Regions from separate parts of the Homo sapiens genome. Here region 2 is linked to region 1. A link is a loop called in an ENCODE intact Hi-C map of the cell type or tissue named here. Cell type or tissue: gastrocnemius medialis. All regions are shown on one strand. Links, peaks and the distances in the headings refer to the core of each region. The heading gives the core; the rest is flanking DNA. Region 1 has its middle 34 kb from the start of LINC01504. Region 2 overlaps LOC101927108 (a long non-coding RNA gene).

The links. Hi-C counts contacts between places; a loop is a spot of excess contacts. Peaks named below come from ENCODE experiments on the same cell type or tissue, not always from the same donor. Only the 100,000 strongest peaks of a DNase experiment are listed, where the experiment ranks them.
Region 2: it touches region 1 in a loop (22-fold over the local background); 105 of 110 quality-filtered maps call a loop at or near these places.

What each region holds. Positions count from the first base shown.
Region 1 is chr9:72,266,751-72,276,738 of GRCh38, reverse strand. It overlaps the pseudogene LOC100289320. Among named protein-coding and RNA genes, the nearest start is that of LINC01504, 34 kb to the left of the region's middle. In gastrocnemius medialis, for the core only: a CTCF peak has its summit at 4,671 (motif pointing right); no DNase peak of the experiment used is centred there.
Region 2 is chr9:72,034,518-72,044,505 of GRCh38, reverse strand. LOC101927108 (a long non-coding RNA gene) reads right to left here. Exons shown (of 5, transcript XR_001746719.1): 2 at 8,987-9,102. Among named protein-coding and RNA genes, the nearest start is that of C9orf57, 21 kb to the left of the region's middle. In gastrocnemius medialis, for the core only: a CTCF peak has its summit at 5,368 (motif pointing left); DNase peaks (open chromatin) are centred at 2,475 and 5,375.

The sequences.
Region 1 (9,988 bases), core at 726-8,725:
GTCCTGGATCATGGTTAAGATAAGATAGGTACTGTGGTAAGTTTGTAAATTTCAGGACTGATTAAGGAAAAGATGAGATGGCAATATTGCACAACAAGCTTATTTGATAGTGCTGTGACAAGGTTGCATAAGAAAGAAAGGGTGTTCTTCCTACCAAGAGCTGATCTAGAGAGAGCTGCAGGCATGGGGCCACCACCTGGAAGGGAAGAGGGAAAGAGAGCACTGAGTGGAGAGGGAAATGGGAGAGGAGGTACACGGGTCTAGGCAGTGTCACTCAGCAGCAAGGTGGGGAGCCTCTGGGTCAGAGTTCTGAAGAGCAGCAGGTCTGTTGGGGTTTTTAGTAGCTACAGAATGTATCTTATATATGGTTAACAGGTGTTGGGTGCAGTTTTGTGGGGTGTGCAAAGAAGTCAGGCTCTAATGGTCTAAAAATAGGCTTATTGGGGCTATATTTAAAGTAATATGTGTAAAAATTTGAATTGGTGCTGGCAGGCTTCGAGTTCATGGTCCTAGCCTGCTGCGAAGAAGTTCAACACATGAGGACCAAGAAACAGGGCCCATCTTTGACCCATTTACATCACATATGCATTCAGATTCCTTTTTGTTTGTTTATTTGTTTGTTTCCAGTTTCCAAAGGCTTTATTGGTAAATATTCTTTAGAAAAGAATGATCAATCCTGTTGCTTCCAAGTCAATGGAATGAAGAACCATGTCCAGGGACACTCCAAGCAGTGCTGAAGAAGACCGCTGCTGTGTCCACCTCTTGTTCATAGGCCCAGTCATAAGCACAAGACTTGTAATCAACCAGCTCTTCAGGTTAAGTTTTTCCCACCCACAGACTCTGACCTTGGAAATATGTAGTGCCATCAACTGTCTTGGTTTCCCAGGGCTGAGGGTATTTGGGGACATGGAGCCATAAACCATAGGCTGATTTATTTTTCAGCACTTTTTACTGAGTCACTGCCATGAATGATGTCCCTGCCAACCTGAATGCAGAAGTCCCCGCCACTGGTGCCTGGCTTAGAATCCGTTGGATTGGTCTCCCAAGCATCACTCGGCCTGTCTCCACTACACTCAGTCCCTCCTCCATGGCCATGAGTTCATGTACTTCACCAGCCCAGGGAGGAATGGACAGTCTTTCAGGTCAGGGTAGAGCTGCTTCAGGTGTTCCTCAGAGGCCCAAAGGTGGAATCCCTTCAGCTCAAAGTGCCTCATGACATTGCCCAGCAGGCCCCACCGCACACCGTGTGGCTTCATGGAGATAAAGGTGCGCTCGAGGTTGGACATGGTCTGGGAAGCTGATGGGGCAGGCAGTGGCTGCACTGCAGGAGCTGAGAGCTGCAGTGACCTGCACCCAGATTTCCTATCATGAGCATTAGAACACATATCTCTCCTGCTTCAGCCTTGCCAGTAAGAACAAGAACTCTCCTCTGCAGATAGCCCCTGCCTCACTCCTTCCCATTCTTGTGCTTCCTTCTTCATATACCAGTGATGAATTTCCCATGACTTGGGGAGAAAAATCCAACTGGAAGTGGAAGGAGATAGTAGTGGTGGTGGTGGAGGGGGTGGTGCGGGGTAGAGGAAGAGTTAGTGATGAATCATGAATACTTAGGTAATATAATGGGACAGGCTTGGGCAGGAAGAAACACTGGGGCAGGACAGTTCATGTGAAGAAAAAAAATGTTGTTCTGGGAGATGCAGGTCAGAGCAGGGCCGTTAAGTCAAAACCACCGGCACTGTAGAGATGAATATTGTAACCAGCTTTTATTTTAATTCAGGCTGTCCCCACATCCAACCCCCCTTTTTTAATTTGCAAGAATCCTCCACCTTGTGTGGTGTCCGTGGGATGTGGTACCTCAACTCTTACCAAAGAATATCAGGATGAAGTCTTCCTCCTTCACGCCCATCATGGAGGTGGGAGCACATGACCCAAGCTGGTTAATCCAATGCCCAGGGACCAGAGTTGAAGGGCAGTTAGCATCTTTCACCGTGTACCACATGGTTATGGTACCCAGCGATAGAAGAGGCATTCAGTACTGGCACGTCCTCTGGAAGTGGAGAGCTGATTTTGGATAGCCCTGGTCAGTTGCTGTTACTTGCATCAAACAGTCCTGATTACATCATGACCTCTCTTTGATCCAGAAGCTGTAAATTTCTACATGCCTTCAGGCAAACTCAGCTCTGTCTTCAAATAAAATAGAGGCAAATCAGATAGCTTTTTTCCCCTTAAAGACAAATTCCTTCCAAGGATTATCAATATATTTATTAATCTCTTCTCTTTATGGGCAGAAAAAAAGTCCCCATGAATTTAAAATGTGAAAATATATTTATTGACTTAAAGATATAATAATTTTAGGGAAGCAAAATAGTTGTGTTCAATTATTTTCACAGCAAGATGCCTGTAAAATGTATATAATTGGATTGATTGGCACTGTTAATGACTCTTCAGATATGTACAAATCTAGTCATACGCTCTAAAATTTGCAGAGACAAATCAATTTAATATGCTTTATTCACTTTCTAAGTTTAACATTGGGATATATTGTGATTGAATAAAACATTCAGATGTGCTCTAATTTACATTTTGCCCACAAAATAATTCCCAATTCTGCTTCATTCATACCATTGTTTAGTATTGTGGTTGTGTTCATCATTTCTTAGCAAGGAGAACATAAGTTTCATCTATTACCAGCTGAATGATTTGACTCAAAAGGCAATTAAAAATCACACTCTTGGGAGGCCAAGGCAGGTAGATCATGAGGTCAGGAGATCGAGACCATCCTGGCTAACACAGTGAAACCCCATCTCTACTACTGAAACTACACACACACACACACACACACACACACACACACACACACACACACACAGAGAATTAGCCGGGCATGGTGGCATGTGCCTGTATTCCCAGCTATTCGGGAGACTGAGGCAGGAAAATTGCTTGAACCCCGGAGGCGGAGGTTGCAGCAAGCCAAGATCACGCCACTGCACTCCAGCCTGGGCGACAGAGCGAGACTCCATCTCAAAAAAAAAAAAAAAATCACATTCAACCTAGACAGTGTTACCAGTTGAGCCACAGGTCAAGCCCAGGTTTAATGTAAAAGAGGACCACACTGGGAGTAGGCATGAAAACTGAGAGTCATGGTCCATTGGACACCATCTTTGAATGACTCACTTGGCCGCCTGCTTTTTATTTTCTCTATAAAATGGATTAACTATTGCCTGACTGTCAATCACTATCACTTTCAAGATATCTTCACTTAATAACAGGTTGTTATGAGGATTAAATAAAGCTTGGGAAAATTCTAGTGACTGCTCCCTATGGATGAACAGAGATAGACTTAAACTTGAAATGATACAAATCTAGTGAGCATAGAAAAATTCTGGATCCGAAGACTTCAGTGGGTTAAAAGGATGGACTTACTTTAGGAACATGCAATTCAATAGAGGTAGAAGAAAACTCCAACAGTTGGATCTATAAATACTAATGAAAAAATTGATGAGTAGATGAATGACTTAAGAGACCAATGTGGAAAAGAATGAAAGGTTTAAGTAGATAATAAAACAGTGAGATATGAAGAACTAAAAATACTTCATCCAGATTTTTTTAAATGCTTCAGTGGGACATAGTAGTTTTCTTCAAATATGTGAAGACTTTCATAAGCAGACATGGTAGACTTGCTCTTGAAAGGCGTATCAGCGGGTTAGAGGTGAAAGTCTGCAAGAACAATTCTGGCTACTCAAGAGATTTTCCAACTTGGCAAGAATGGAAAGAACCTTGGGACATAGTCTTGAGCTGCCCATCACTCTCAGGGCTTAAACGAGATTGAATATTCATTGCTGAAAATGTCAAAAAAGGGATTCAAAGATCAGTCAGCTGGCCAAGCAAGGTGATCTTTAGAGTGCCCTTCCAAACCTGAGATTCTAGATTTCCAAGCCTTGACTCTTAACATCTGTCATGGAACCATTATAGCACCATCTGCCCAATTTCCCCGCTGATGATTTCACCTGACTATGTAATCCTGGAAGAGGGGTGATGCCCATTAACTTGTAGTTGGTTTATATAAGCTAGAGCAAGCTGTGTGGTTTGAATCATGTATGTGTCCATAGGAATCTAAAATAATTGGCCAACTGTAAGCAGTGTTGTTGAATTTCATATTTGGTGAATATGTAAAATGCTTTGAATTACATTGAAACTTCCTAAGTTAACTTTAATATGTTCATGGACATTCATTATTTTCTCGTATTTCCACAAGTTAGAGATAGCTTTCCAATGGACAAATCTTTGCCTTTTATCTTAAGGAGCTGAGGTGATTCAAGCAAGCCATTTGGAAGTTCATAATTTTGTGGTTTTTTCCTTGTAAAATTGTCTTCACGAAGGAATTAAGTAAGCAATATTTGTTTTCATTGAGAATATAATTTTATTTACAACTGATCTATTGTAGAATTTGGGTTCAACCTAGGAAATTATTTTCCTCACATAAGAAAAAATACATCCAGTTTCTTGCTAGAAAAATAATCACTACTTGTTTTGTACATTTAAAATCATGAATTTCTATTCTACTGGTTGTCAAAATAAAGTTAATTTAACTTATTTTTTCCTCTGCCCTTGGCCCTTTTGGAGGGAGACTGGTCATTCCACAGTCGTTCATTCAAGCTTTGGCCACTAGGTGGAGTACTAGTTAAACATTGGCTGGCCTGCTTGCAATCTCACCTTGCACTTGAAAAACGCCAATTTTTTAGTCTTGTTATCAAAAGACCAATTTCATTCACTTTAAAATAATTGTATTTATTCTAGCATTTGTCTCACATGGAAGCATATATATTTTTTATCTGGTAAATAATTTTTTATGTTGTCCTGTAAGAAAATAAGCCACTTAATAAAATGAGTTCCTCATCAAGGGAGCTGTGCAAGCGGAGGCCAGACAACCACTTGGCAGACAAGTTAGAAACAGAATGACGTTTTCACTGTAAATATTTTCGTGTGTAGTATTTTCTGAAAACAAGGACATTCTCTTACATAACCAGAGTGCGATGACCAATACCGTTATCTTACCCAGGGGGTAGCAAGTTTTGGCCTGAAACTCAGTCAAATCCAGCCCACCATCTATTTTTGCAGGGCGCCCTAGGTAAGAATGCTTTTAGATAGTTAAGCTCTTTCTTTCCTTCCTTCTTTCCTTTCTTTCTTTCTTTCCTTTTTTTCTTTTCTTTTTCTTTCTCTCTTTCTCTTTCTTTTCTCTCTCCTTCCTTCCTTCTTTCTTTTCTTTCTTCTTGCTCTGTTGCCCAGACTGCAGTGCAGTGGCACGATGTCGGCTCACTGCAACCTCCGCCTCCTGGGTTCAAACGATTCTCATGCCTCAGCCTCCTGAGTAGCTGAGATTACAGGCGTGTGACACCATGCCCAGCTAATTTTTGTAGAGATGGGGTTTCATCACGTTGGCCAGGCTGGTCTCGAACTCCTGACCTCAAGTGATCCAGCGGCCTCGGCCTCCCAAAGTGCTGGAATGACAGGCATGAGCCACCGCACCCAGCCAGTTAAGCACTATTTAACACATGAAAGTTATATGATATTCACGTTTCAATGTTCATACACTAGATTTATCAGAACTCAGCATGCTCATTTGTTCACACGTCTGTGCCTGCTTTTGTGCTGCACATGCAGAATTTACTGCTTGTGACAGAGACCTGCCAAGGTTCTCTCACCGTTTGGTCTACAGAGCCTAAAATAGTTACTCTCTGGCCCTTTACAAAGAAAGCTTGCAGATCCCTGATCTAATCAACAAACATTATTCAAATCTTTCCAATTGTCCCACTAATGTCCTTTATTTGGCCTGGAATCCAACCTAATTATTTAACTTCTGTGGACCTTGGTTTCTCTCTTTGTGCGATTAAAATAGTAATAGATCTTTCCCATTTAATTTTTGTGAAAATTTTATGAGTTGATCCAATAAATCTCTTGGAACAATGTTTGGCCTATAGAATAACCACCACATTAAGTGTTGGCAATTGTTACTACTTCAATCTTAGTTTTACTTTTCATTTTTAAAAATTCATATATTTGGCCAGGCGCAGTGGCTCATGCCTGTAATCCAGCACTTTCAGAGACTGAGGCAGGAGGATCACTTGAGCCCAGGAATGTGAGACCAGCCTGGGCAACATAGCAAGACCCCATTTCTACAGAAAAAGCAAAAAATAATTATCTGGGCATGGTGACACATGTCTGCAATCCCAGCTACTCAGGAGGCTGAGGTGGGAGGATCGCTTGAGCATAGGAGGTTGAGGCCGCAGTGAGCCATGATTGCACCACTGCATTCTAGCCTGGGCAACAGAGTGAGACCCTGCCTCAAAAAATAAATAAAATAATATATGTATTTTTAAAATTAAGCAATACATACATTCAGTACAAAAGTTAAATGGTACACATACAAAAGAGAATGCTGCGAAATGTAAGTTTCCCTGCTACTCTCTCCAAAGGCTACTGCTTTGGGAAATTTTAAATAACTACGTAGTACTACATGGTATTTTTAAAAAACTTTTTATTTTTTTTTGAGACGGAGTTTCACTCTTCTTGCCCAGTCTGGAGTGCAATGGCAGGATCTTAGCTCACCGCAACCTCCGCCTCCTGGGTTCAAGTGATTCTCCTGCCTCAGCCTCCTGAGTAGCTGGGATTAAAGGCATGTGCCACCACACCTGGCTAATTTTGTATTTTTAGTAGAGTTTCTCCATGTTGGTCAGGCTGGTCTAGAACTCCCGATTTCTGGTAATCTGCCCACCTCGGCCTCCCAAAGTGCTGGGATTATAGGCGTGAGCCACTGCACCCTGCCAAAAATCTTTTTAAAATTAATTATTATTATTGTTATTTTTTTTCAAGATAGAGTCTCCCTCTGTTACCCAGGCTGGAGTGCAGTGGCATGATCTTGGCTGACTGAAAACTCCACCTCCTAGGTTCAAGCGATTCTCCTACCTCAGCTTCCCAAGTAGCTGGGATTATAGGCATGTGACACCACACCCAACTAATTTTTGTGTTTTTAGTCGAGACGGGGTTTCAGCATACTGGCCAGACTGGTCTTGAACTCCTGGCCTCAAGTGATCCGCCCACCTTGGCCTCCCAAAGTGCTGGGATTACAGGCATGAGCCACTGTGCCCAGCCACTGCATGGTATTTAACCAGTGCCTTGTTGGTGTACTTTTAGGTCACTCCCAATTTTTTGCTATTATAGTTACGAAAATATTCTTGTGTTTGTGTATAGACTAAATTCCTCAGTGTGATATGGAAGTACTGGGAAGGAAAGAGCATGATGCCTTTAAATGATATGAAAGCAAGGAAAGGAAGTGCTGGGTAGAGGAGGGCATGGTCCCTGTCTAGGACTCCACCCCCACAGACCTAGATGAGGACAGGCATTTCCTGCCCAAATGTTGCATTTCCCAAGACCACCCTGGCCTGCCACACCCCCATCCTGTGTCTATAAAAACCCGAGACCCTAGCAAGACAGACATACAAGCTGCTGGATGTTGAGCACATAGATGGAGGAACGCATGGGTGGCTGGATGTCAAGAGGAATGTACCAACAGTCACCAACAGAACAATGAGGAGTTTTGCTGGGGCAGTCAGAGGAGAGCCCAGGCTGCTGAGCAGTCCGACTCCAGGGGAAAACCTTCCCACTATATCCCCTTCTGACTTCCCCCAAGTTACCTCCACTCAGTAAAACCTTGCACTCATTCTCCAAGCCCAGGTGTGATCTGATTCCTCCAGTACACCAAGGCAAGAAACCAGGATACAGAAAGCTTTCTGTGCTTGTGACAAAGTAGAGTTTAACTAAGCTGGTTAACACAAGCCACCTACAGACGGTGAAATTAAAAGAGCAAAGCTAAAAGGGCACCCTGTAACACACGCCACTGGGGCTTCTTAGGAGTCGTAAACATTCACCCCTAGACACTGCAGTGGGGTTGCAGCCCCACAGCCTGCCATTCTGTATGCTCCTCTAGAGGTTTGAGCAGCAGGGCACTGAAGAAGCAAGCCACATCCCCATAACATGCCTTACGAGGGGGACAAGGGAACTTTTCCCATTTCTACTGGGGGCTTGTGAAGGACATGAATATCTTTATTTTTGAGAGTTGTTACCAAATTTCCCGTTTCAGAGATTGTTCCAATTTACAGTCTCACTGGCAGCATATGAGGGAATATGTTTCTTCCAATTATGAGATTATCATTTTAGGAGTTTAACAAACTGATGGCTGAAAATTGGTAGTTCCCTTTTTAATTTAAAAATCTCTTATTATTAGTGGAAATGAACATCATTATCTATTAAGAATCAGTTGTATTTCCTCTTCCGTGAACACTCTATTCATATTCTTTGACCAATTTTTAAAAACATTGGACATTTTCTTATGAGTTACAGATATTAGACATTTACAAAATTACGGCTGGGTGCGGTGGCTCACGCCTGTAATCCCAGCACTTTGGGAGGCCAAGGTGGGCGGATCACGAGGTCAGGAGTTCGAGATCAGCCTGACCAACATGGTGAAATCCCGTCTCTGCTAAAAATACAAAAATTAGCCAGGCGTGGTGGTGCTCTCCTGTAATCCCAGCTACTCAGGAGGCTGAGGCAGGAGAATCGCTTGAACCTGGGAGGCAGAGGTTGCAGTGAGACAAGATCATGCCACTGCACTCCAGCGTAAGTGAGAGCGAGACTCTGTCTCAAAAAAAAAAAAGAAAAAAAATTACTCTGTGATATGAACTGTATTTTTAGCCCAAATTGTCAATTGTTTTTCAATTTTGTTTATGGTGATTTTTAAATCATTTGAACTTTACTGTAAAGATACAGAATGATAATATGATACTTTATGGAAAGTTCCAAATTAGCATAAAAATCTCAGCTGGTGAAATGTCTTGACTTACTGGGGGGCAGTGGAGTGGCATGCAAAGAACCTGGGCTTTGGGCGTGGCTAAGCTTGGGTTGAATCTTCTGCTTACTAGTGGTGTAGCCTTTCTGAACCTGTTTCCTGATCTGTGCAACAGGGAACAAAGATGGCAGAATATGCCACTCTAAAACATGTCTCTCTGGCATAGGGATTAGTTTGAGCGGAAAGCACTTGAAAAGTAGCAAATGCAAGGAGAAGCTTTCTTTGAACTCCTCTTATTTGCCTAAAGATAGAAACTCCAAAAGGAACTCAGTTGTCATCAATCCCCTCCCCAGGAGTTTGATCAACCAGGGAAGATCAACTTTGATCACAAAATAGGAGACAAGAAGTCAGCACCGCACTCAGACAAACTTTGTCATGAACTATTAATGGGGTTCTGGACACAGTACCCCAAAATATGTTACCTTGGTGATATGGTTTGGCTGTGTCCCCACCCAAATCTCAACTTGAATTGTATCTCCCAGAATTCCCACATGTTGTGGGAGGGAACATGGGGGAGGTAATTCAATCATGGGGTCCAGTCTTTCCCATGATATTCTTGTGATAGTGAATAACTCTCCTGAGATCTGATGGGTTTATCAGGGGTTTCCACTTTTGCTTCTTCCTTATTTTTCTCTTGCCACTGTCATGTAAGAAATGCCTTTTGCCTCCTGCCATGATTCTGAGGCCTCCCCAGCCATGTGGAACTGTAAGTCCAGTTAAACCTCTTTTTCTTCCCAGTCTTGGGCATGTCTATCAGCAGACTGAAAACAAACTAATACAGTGAACTGGTACCAGTAGAGTGGGGTACTACTGAAAAATACCCAAAAATGTGGAAGTGACTTTGGAACTGGGTAGCAGGCAGAGGTTGTAACGGTTTGGAGGCCCCAGAAGAAGACAGGAAAATGTGGGGAAGTTTGGAACTCTCTAGAGACTTGTTGAACGGCTTTGCCCAAAATGCTGATAGCGATATGGACAATAAAGTCCAGGCTGAGGTGGTCTCGGATGGAGATGAGGAACTTATTGGGAACTGGAACAAAGGTGACTTTTGTTATGTTTTAGCAAAGAGACTGGCAGCATTTTGCCTAT
Region 2 (9,988 bases), core at 775-8,774, 230 kb after region 1:
TGAGATTAACATTTAAATGAGTAGACTTTGAGTAAAGCCAATTACCCATCATAAGGTGGGAGACCTCATTCAGTTGAAAGCCTTAAGAGAAAAATGACTGCCTCCCTGAGAAAGAAGGAATTCTGCCAGCTGACTGCCTTCAGACTTAAACTGCAGTGCTTCTCTGCGTCTCCAACCTGTCTGCCTACCCTGCAGACTTTGGACTTCCCATCCTCCACAATCATGTGAGCCAAGTCCTTAGAATAAATATCTCTCCCTCTCTCTATATATGCACACACATCTATCAGTCTTATCTCCCTGGAGAACCCTGAATAATACAGCTTCTAAATAGAGAGGTCCACGTACGCCAGGGCCTTTGAGGTACAAGAGAATCGTGGCATGTCTGGTGACCACAGGGAGAGACCAAGACCATGCTGAGCTGAAAAAGAAAATTCATATTGCCTGAGCAAGCTCAGGCATTTCTGTTGCTTGAGACAGAAGGTCCAACCAAACTAAGACAGAACCTCCCTGAAAGGTCTGAAAAGGGCAGCAGACAAACAGTTCTGTGTTTTCAAAAGATCACATGGGCTTCAGCTTGGAAAATAATTGGAACTGGAGCAAAGAAAGCATTTAGACTTTTGCAGCAAGCCAGGTGAGAAATAATGGCCTGTGCTAGAAAAGTGGCAGTGAGCATCAAAAAGTAAGAAATACTGCTTGCGCTTCCTATGTACAAGAACCCTGCTAGGTACCAGGGGGCAGCAGTGAACATGTCCTTGCTCTCAGAGATCTTACAGTGGAAGAATGAGACAAGAAACCATAAATCACCTAATTTCAGAAAGCAAATGTTATGGAAATAAAATTAAGTGGGTTAGGGTGATGGTGGGTGTCTATTTGAGACAGGTGGGCAGAGCAAGGCGTCTATGAGCAGAAACCTGAAAGGGCTGGGAGGGTCAGTCAAGCACCACATGCAAGGTGAGCACAGCAGGCAGCAGGGACCTCAGTATTCTCTTTGGACATATTAAGTGTGCAACACTGATTAGACGCCCCTATGAAGATGGCTAATGTGTGATAGGATATGCAAGTTTGAAGCCCAGGGGAGAGATCTGGCTGGAGAGAGAGATATTTGAGATCCATCAGTAAAATCTACGCTTGAAAACGCCTTTAAACTCAATGAGACCACCTAAGGAATGAGTGAAGGAAAGAGGGATTAGGACTAAGCCCTGGGGCCCTGAGAAATTAAGGGGTAGAATAGAAAAGGATCATGGGAGCCTCTGCACTGGGGAGGTCCACCAAATACAGGCTGGAGAACATGTTGAAAGAGGCTTCCCACAGAATCTGCTACCGCAGCTGAAGTGGTTGGTAAGAAAAGGTGCTTGGAAGTGAGGCCAAGGAACAAAGTCCGGCTAGTTGGATTTTAGTCCCTATGGAACTGACACTAGGCATTGGGGCATATGGGTTTGAAGCTCAACAGGGAAATCCTGGCTTGAGATAGATTCAGGCATCTGGCACATAGGTGCAAAAAATGAGGTTAGAATGAAGAGTGAGAAAAGAGAAGAGACCACGACAGAACTTTTAGCAGGACATACATTAAAGGGAGTGGGTAGAAAATGAGAAAGAAATCTGTGAAGGATCAATTCCAGATGATTGCAAAAAAAGGAACATATTTTGAGATGCAGCAAATGCAAAGATGCTATGCCTCAACCCTGAGGATATGTTGAATAAAGTCTGTGTCATGAGAACAGAGGCACTGGAGCACAAACAAAAAAAAAGACCAAGGCTAGCAGTTTAATTCCACCGTTTATTAACTGTGTGACCCTGAACACATTACCCAACATTTTAAACTTTAATTTTCTTACTTGTGAAACATGGTCAACAGTGCGTCACTGAGCCTTGCAGAATATCCGGTACATGACCAGTATTCATCACCTCATTCTCTTCCTTCTTCCTCTTGGCTTTAACGTTTGAATCATGCTAACAGGATAGGATACAAGAAGCAGCAATACTAAAAGTAGGAGTCTCCAGGGGGAGTGAGGCTCTTGTGGTTAGAAGAGGCTATATCGGCCGGGCGCGGTGGCTCATGTGTGTAATCCCAGCATTTTGGGAGGCCAAGGTGTGCGGATCACAAGGTCAGGAGATCGAGACCATCCTGGCTAACATGGTGAAACCCTGTCTCTACTAAAAATACAAAAAAAGTAGCTGGGTGTGGTGGCAGGTGCCTGTAGTCCCAGCTGCTTGGGAGGCTGAGGCAGGAGAATGGGGTGAACTCGGGAGGCAGAGCTTGCAGTGAGCCAAGATCGCGCTACTGCACTCCAGCCTGGGTGACAGAGCGAGACTCTGTCTCAAAAAAAAAAAAAAAAAGAATAACTAGTGTCGGTGGAACTAGTGTGGCCCTTCAGGAAGGGCAGGACTCAGGTCTGTGTTTCGCAAACATTCAGAGCCATTAGACCAGTCAGTGAAGCTTAATAAAATGCAAGTTTTCAACACCCACCCCCATGTAGTCATGAGGCTGGGCAGAGGGCCAGGTGATTCTGCTAAAAGTAGTTCTCAGACCGCACGTGAAAGAGACGCTAATGTAGACACATGGAAAAAAAAAAAGAGTGCACCACCAAGAGTGCAGCGTGTTCTTGGGGTGAGATATAGGAATGTACACGGATTTATGATCTAAGCAGAGGGCTCATGTGAAAAGTCACAGGATGTAAATGAGAACAATGAGGCCCAATAAAAAAACTCTGGAATTGTGGATAAGAATGAGAAAGCAGTGAGTGTACACATGGCTTTGGTTTTAAAGATCTCCATTTCATTTTATGACTAGGAAGAGTCATAGAAGAAGAAAAAGCCATGGAGAAAGAGAGAAGCAGACAGATGTACTGGAAGGAGAATGAAAAGACAATGGAAAGGAGCAGGGGAACACTTAGGGAAATGCCTTGCCACCAAAGAGCCATGTGACCTTGGGCAAGGACCAAATGTCACTCCCTTCCCTTCCACCGTCTGCAAAGACAGGCTTGGTTAATATTCCCTGAGATCCTTGCAAGCACCCGCTTCCCATGGTTCTCAACAGTGGGAGTTGGGGAATGTAGGGGAAGTTGTCCATGAACTTTGATGGGAAAAAAAAATACTATTCCTTTATTTTCGCCCATTTCTAACTGAAACATAGCTTTTCCTTCCATAATGCATAAAAGCAGCAAGCCATGAAAATATTAGAAGTACCTGTGACTTTGTTACCAAAAAAATAGCAATAAGTTTGTTTTTGGGTTTTTGTTTGTTGTTGAGACAGAGTCTCGCTCTGTAGCCCAGGCTGGAGTGCAGTGGTGCAATCTCGGCTCACTGCAAGCTCCACCTCCCTGGTTCACGCCATTCTCCTGCCTCAGCCTCCCGAGTAGCTGGGACTACAGGCACCCGCCACCATGCCCAGCTAATTTTTTGCATTTTTAGTAGAGACGGGGTTTCACTGTGTTAGCCAGGATGGTCTCGATCTGCTGACCTCGTGGTCTGCCCGCCTCAGCCTCCTAAAGTGCTGGGATTACAGGTGTGAGCCACCACACCCGGCCAATAAGTTTGTTTTATCACAGTTGTGCAGATACCTCCAAATATCATTTATGCTCACCAACACTTGAAAGTTACAGTAGTTATTATAGGCAACACTTTATCTTATTTAATACATTATTAAAGAAGCACATGTATTATATCTTTTAAAAATATTTTTATATTTCTTGGTAATCATATACATACTATTTTATGTATAGGACTATTATTATAGTGGGAGCCTTTAGAATGAAGATTCAAAAATACAGGGGACATTGTCCATTTTATTGCTTAGGTCCAATACAGTATGGACTATGTGGAAATATGATTAGACAAAAATGGAATGATCTAATGCCGATAGACTGAGTAAGGCCTGTCTGTCTAGATTCTTCTTGGCTTCTCTGTGCAGTATTCTTTCCTTCTGTATATGGGGCAGGATCATCTCTGAAATGGGGGTCTTATGACCAAGAGTCAAACAAGATAAGCCAAATAATTTCTTTATGGCCAGTTTTTATACAGAAAGGCAGAGGGGTAGATTAGAGTAATATTTTTAGGTTTTATGACTAGCTTTAGGGAAAAGGAGTTCTGGTTTCACATAACCCAGGGGTCCCCAATGCCAGGGCCACTGACCGATACTGGTCCATGGCCTGTTAGGAACCGGGCCACACAGCAGGAGGTGAGTGTGGGTGATCAGGCATTAGCGCCTGAGCTCTGCCTCTTGTCAGATCAGTGGTGGCATTAGATTGTCGCAGGAGGCCAAACCCTATTGTGAACTGCACATGGGAGGGATCTAGGTCGCGTGCTCCTTATGAGAATCTACATAATGCCTAATAGTCTGAGATGGAACAGTTTCATCCTGAAACCATCCCCACCTCACTCCGTGGGAAAATTGTCTTCCATGAAACTAGTCCCGGTCCCTGGTGCCAAAAAGACTGGGGACCGCTGCTGTAACCCATGTTGGGGAAGAGGGATGTTCGTTTCCTTGGCTGGCCTCAGGGGAGAATGTGACTGAGAGATAGGAGGGCAGGAGAGTGACAGAGAAAAACTTCTGCTTCTGAGGTCTCCATTTTGGGGTATTATTTTCTGAGCCCCAACATATGTGATCCTTCCACATCGTTTCTAACATGGCAGCTTCCAGGTAGCCTGGCTCCTCACATGGTAGCTCGGGGTTTTTAAGTGAGGGTCCTGAGAGAGAGGAAGCCGTACAGAAACTGCACCGTGTTTATGACTGAGTCTTGAAAGTCATATATGTCACTTTCACTGTGCTCTGTTAGTTGAGGCAGTCAGGAAGCCCTGCCCAGGCTCACAGGGAGAGTACCTAGACTCTACCCCTTGTCGGGGAAGTACTAAGCTTCTGGGAAACATATGACCCAAAATGTGTTTAGGGCCATTTCTATGAAATACGGTCCGCTACACGGTCATCTATGGGGCAGATGGTCCCAGGCATAACCAAGGTTCACTCCCTTCTGGATGCTCAGCCTACCCTGAATTTCACTCACAGCTCAACCTTGTCTTCGAATGCCAATCACCCGTTCTCGTTCTCATCCTGCCTGCAGAGCGCATCCAGCCTGTTTCCCAGCTTATTTATGTTGTGTTTTGATCTTGAGCATTTGAAACGTTCTGTTGCAATGATCCCATCTCCAGCTCACTCTCCCTATTTCTCTTTCTGGTAGAACCAAAGTGGGCCTGTTTGAATCTCACCAGCGCATCCCATATTCTAGCTGTCTGAATTATATTTACCTGAACAACTGGCCCTCCCTGCTGAGAACGCGCTAACCTCTGGATCTCGGGCCTGAGGCTTCCCCTAAGCCCTTCAGCACATCCTTTGCCTTCCCGACGCGATTCCCTGAGTGCTTCTGCCATCTGGTGGCCAATTGTGGTAACTGCACTCTACAGTCCAAGCTGATAGTTGCCCTGGCTCTTTTCCTGGACCTATCAGGCCAAGATGTTCTACTTACTGTCTCTTTAAGTCCTGTAATCCCAGCACTTTGGGAGGCTGAGGCGGGAGGATCGCTTGAGCCCAGGAGTTCGAGACCAGCCTGGGCAACATAGCGAGATCCCATCTCTACCAAAAAACAAAATTTAGCTGGGCATGGAGGTGAGCGCTTGTAATCCTAGCTACTCAATAACACGGCCTGTGAAGGAGGTTAGCAGTCTGACTGAGGAGGACAAAGTGTAAAATGTAGGTTAAAAAATAAGGAGTGAAGATGAGGGAAGATGATTCCTGAGTCCTAGTAAATTCACCTGACCCAGTAGGCTACATAGCTCTTAAGTTCAAAAAACAAGTGGGAATTGTGTTTGCACTGTTGAGGACCACAGCTGGATTCTATCCTAGCCACCCAGCTGACTAGCTTGGCAAGTTGCCTAACTTCTCTCATCAACATTGTTGTGATTGTAATATTTACTCATGTAATTGTTCTGATAATTAAATAAAATGCCTTATGAAAGGCCAGACGCGTTGGCTCATGCCTGTAATCCCAGCACTTTGGGAGACCAAAGCCGGCGGATCACTTGAGGTCAGGAGTTGGAGACAAGCCTGGCCAAACTGGTGAAACCCTGTGTCTACTAAAAATGAAAATAAAAATAAATTAGCCAGGTGTGGTGGTGCATGCTTGTAATCCTGGCTACTTGGGAGGTTGAGTTGGGAGGATTGCTTGAACCTGGGAGACGGAGGTTGCAGTGAGCCGAGATTATGCCACTGTACCCCAGCCTGGGCAACAGAGTGAGACTCTATAAAAAAAAAAAAAAAAGTACCTTATGGAAAACACCTAACCCAGGAACTCGTTTCTTGTGAGGACTTGCTGCCTGGTTCACAGATGTTGGCTTCTTACTGTGTCCTCACATGATAGAAAGGGCTAGCCAGTTCTCTGGGGTCTCTTTTATAAAGGCACTAATCCCCTTCATTACCTAATCACTTCCCAAAGGCCCCACCTTCTCATACCATGACCTTGGACGCTGGGTTTTAACATGTGAATTTTCAGGAGACACAAACATCTGTACTATAGCAATCCACATGTCACCAATCTTCTAATATTGCTAGTTTCACACCCTTGGTCAACAAACCATGCCATCCTCCCCTAGCCGGAAGTCTATGCATATCTGAATCTCGGGCCACTTCTTCCATACACAGTGAACAACCAAGTGTGCCGGTTGCAGCTCTGTCCACTGAGAGGATTTCCCCCACACTCTGTCCTTAAGGTCAATACTGAATGAGACTATAATGTGGCAACTGTCCATTTTCTCCTTCCCTTCATATGCTAAGCCAAACCATCTGTGAACCAGATGCAAGAGTTTTCCTCTTCCACCACTGGATCATCCAGAAGCTGTTGTAAGGCCATGTGTGTGAACTGAGGAAGAGGCATTAGTGCCACAAAAGTGACATACCCTCTGGAGCTGCTTGGGCCTGATCCTTATGAACGATTTTTCATCATACAATAAATTACGAAAGTTCCTTATGATTCAGTGGTTATGACGATGCCCCATCCGTGGTGAGCATCTCCATTCTCATCGCCACTTGACAACCTATAGTTAGATACTCAGTCTCTACAATGGCACAATAACCCTCATCGAGCTTCTTTTCCTATAGTGCATGGTTCTCTGCTTCAGAAGGCATGACTGTATCCAGAATACTGTGGGTCTCTGCTGTGCCTCCCCTATTGGAGCTTGCCGGAGACTGAGCAGCATCCTTTCCACCATGGGTACCTCTAGCACCATTAGGCCTGCTGGGTCATTTAGCACAAGACTCAGGGCAGACTGCAGCACGACTCTAACCTGCTATAAAGTCCTTTCTTGCCCTGGTCTCCACTCAAAATTGGCTGCATCTGAAATCCAAAGATGCTGAACAACCACTAATCCTCTTTGTGGTGGAGGGTACACGATGCTATGATTTCTTTCTCTCCTGGAGATATGTGGGTGTCCCAGCATATCTCTAACAACTGGGCCCCTAATAACTTCACCAATACAGCAGCCCCCTGAATCTTTTTCATTTTATCTTGGACCCCATATGTCTAACTAGAACATCCACAGTCTTTGCTACTTTCTGTTCCCCAGATCCAATTAACATAATATCAATGAGGTAACAGACCATCATGATATGCTGCAAAATGTCAAGATGATCAAGGATCATGAAGACTATTTTATTTCAGAAATTAGGATGCTTAATACAACCTTGATCCAATTCAGTGAAGGTACATTACTATACTTCCCACATTAATGTGAACTCTTTTGCTCACCTTTACTGACAGAATGGGGGGAAAAGTATTCTCCAGGTTAATAACCAAATACCAAGTACCAGACCTGTTACAGTAAAGATGCCACATATAGTGGAGCAGCTATAATTGGGGCCATTTGTATAAATCTATGGTAGTCCACCTTTATTGCTACAGCCCATTTGGTTTTTACAGGGGTCGTGCAATTGAATTGAACAGGGATATGATGGCTCTCCTTTAAACTTTGCAGCTGAAATCCTGTATCCAACAGCCCTAGACAGGGTTCACAATAGAAACTTCCCCAGCATGTAGTTCTGTTTGGGGGAGAATTAGAGGACCACGTATTATATATACTTGCTGGAGAGCTGTAGAATCCTCCCTCCAAGGACCCACAGTCCTTTTTTTTTTTTTTTTTTTTTTTTTGAGATGGAGTCTCATGCTGTCGCCCAGGCTGGAGTGCAGTGGCACGATCTCGGCTCACTGCAAACTCTGCCTCCCAGGTTCACGCCATTCTCCTGCCTCAGCCTCCCGAGTAGCTGGGAGTACAGGCGCCCGCCACCATGCCCAGCTAATTTTTTGTATTTTTAGTAGAGACGGGGTTTCACCGTGTTAGCCAGGATGGTCTCAATCTCCTGACCTCGTGATCTGCCCGCCTTGGCCTCCCAAAGTGCTGGGATTACAGGCGTGAGCCACCGCGCCCAGCCCCATAGTCCCTTCTAAGTGGACTTTGGGTCTGAAAATTACTCGAATATGAAAACAAGGATAGAGAGAATTTATAGTGGTAACTAACATCAGTCTTTCTCTCATCATTTCTTTTTTTTTTTTTCTGGCTATAACTCAAGCATCACCCTAGTTGGCTACCCATCTGCCTCACCTCTAAGAACACCAAACTCTGTGAACCATCATTATAGACTCTTGCAGGTCAAGGTGCTCTACTTGACACTCCACGCTTACTGTTAATTATGATAATTTTGTCTCCATGCATCTGATGCAGATGCTTAAGCACTGCCACTGGTCTCTGTCATTCTGAAATCTTACTGTTCCCATTGACACCAGAAAAGAGATCAGTTTTGCAATACCACCTAAGATTATCAGCCCTAACCTACAGAGGACAGACACCCCTGAGCTGTCAGTGATTCTGGCGCCCCTCACCAGCACATTCCTTATCTCTTTGATAAAAAGAGTACCCCTGGGCCCTCTTTGAAAACCTAGTCGGCAATAAGTAGTCTTATGCAATAAATCCATTCTATCACGCCGTCTTCTCTGAGCCTACTAACCTCCTCCTCTGTACATCTCCACCTCCTTTGCTGAAGGTCATCATGTTCAAGCTTCAAGGAGCCATCCCAGCAGCACGTTGGACCAGCTTCATGTTTCCTTGCTAGAACATTTAATCCTGAATCATGAAAGAGCATTCCAGTGTTATTTCACTCTCCCCTAATCAGCTTTATATTTTGCTCTTCCACCCTCCCCTAACCCAGTACTCTCAAAACCATTCCTGCACATGCTCCGCTGGTTCCAGACAGTACATATTTTGCATGCCAAGTTCTGTAGTTATTTTGGTGAATACCTATTTCTACTATAGCAGATATTAAACCTTCCTTTTTGGGTTATGCTGAGACCTGACCATAGTTATTGGTCTGGAGGCAATGAGCTGGAGGGTGGGGTTGAGAGTGTCAGATCACGAGAACAACCATTATCTTTCATTTTATTTATTTATTTACTATTATTATTATTATTATTTTTTTTTTGAGACAGGGTCTCCCTCTGTTGCCCAGGCTGGAGCACAGTGGTACAATCATGGCTTACTTCAGTCTCAACCTCCTGGCAAGTGATCCTCCCACCTCAGCCCCCCAAGTAGCTGGGACTAGAAGCATGCACCAGCATGCCCAGCGATTTTTTTTTTTTTTTTTTTTTTTTTTAGTACAGATGAGGACTTGCTATGGCACCCAGGCTGGTCTCAAACTCCTGAGCTCAAGCAATCCTCCTGCCTCAGCCTCCCAAAGTGCTGCGATTACAAGCTTGAGCCACCACACCAGCCTTTGACCACCATCTTTTGACACAACCGCTTCAGGTGAGGTCTTTCTTGGTCTTCAGGCAAACGGAGGCTCTTCCCTTTTAGTAAGAACTGTTATTTCTGCCAGCCAAGAGGGGTCAAAGGAATACAGCAAAAAGTTCAAGGTTCTCAGACACATCCATGCAAACTTTTTCAAGCTGGCAGCCTAACACAGAAGAGAAGTGGAGGCTACACATTCACTTGTTCTTGCAGCTTGGTCACCTTA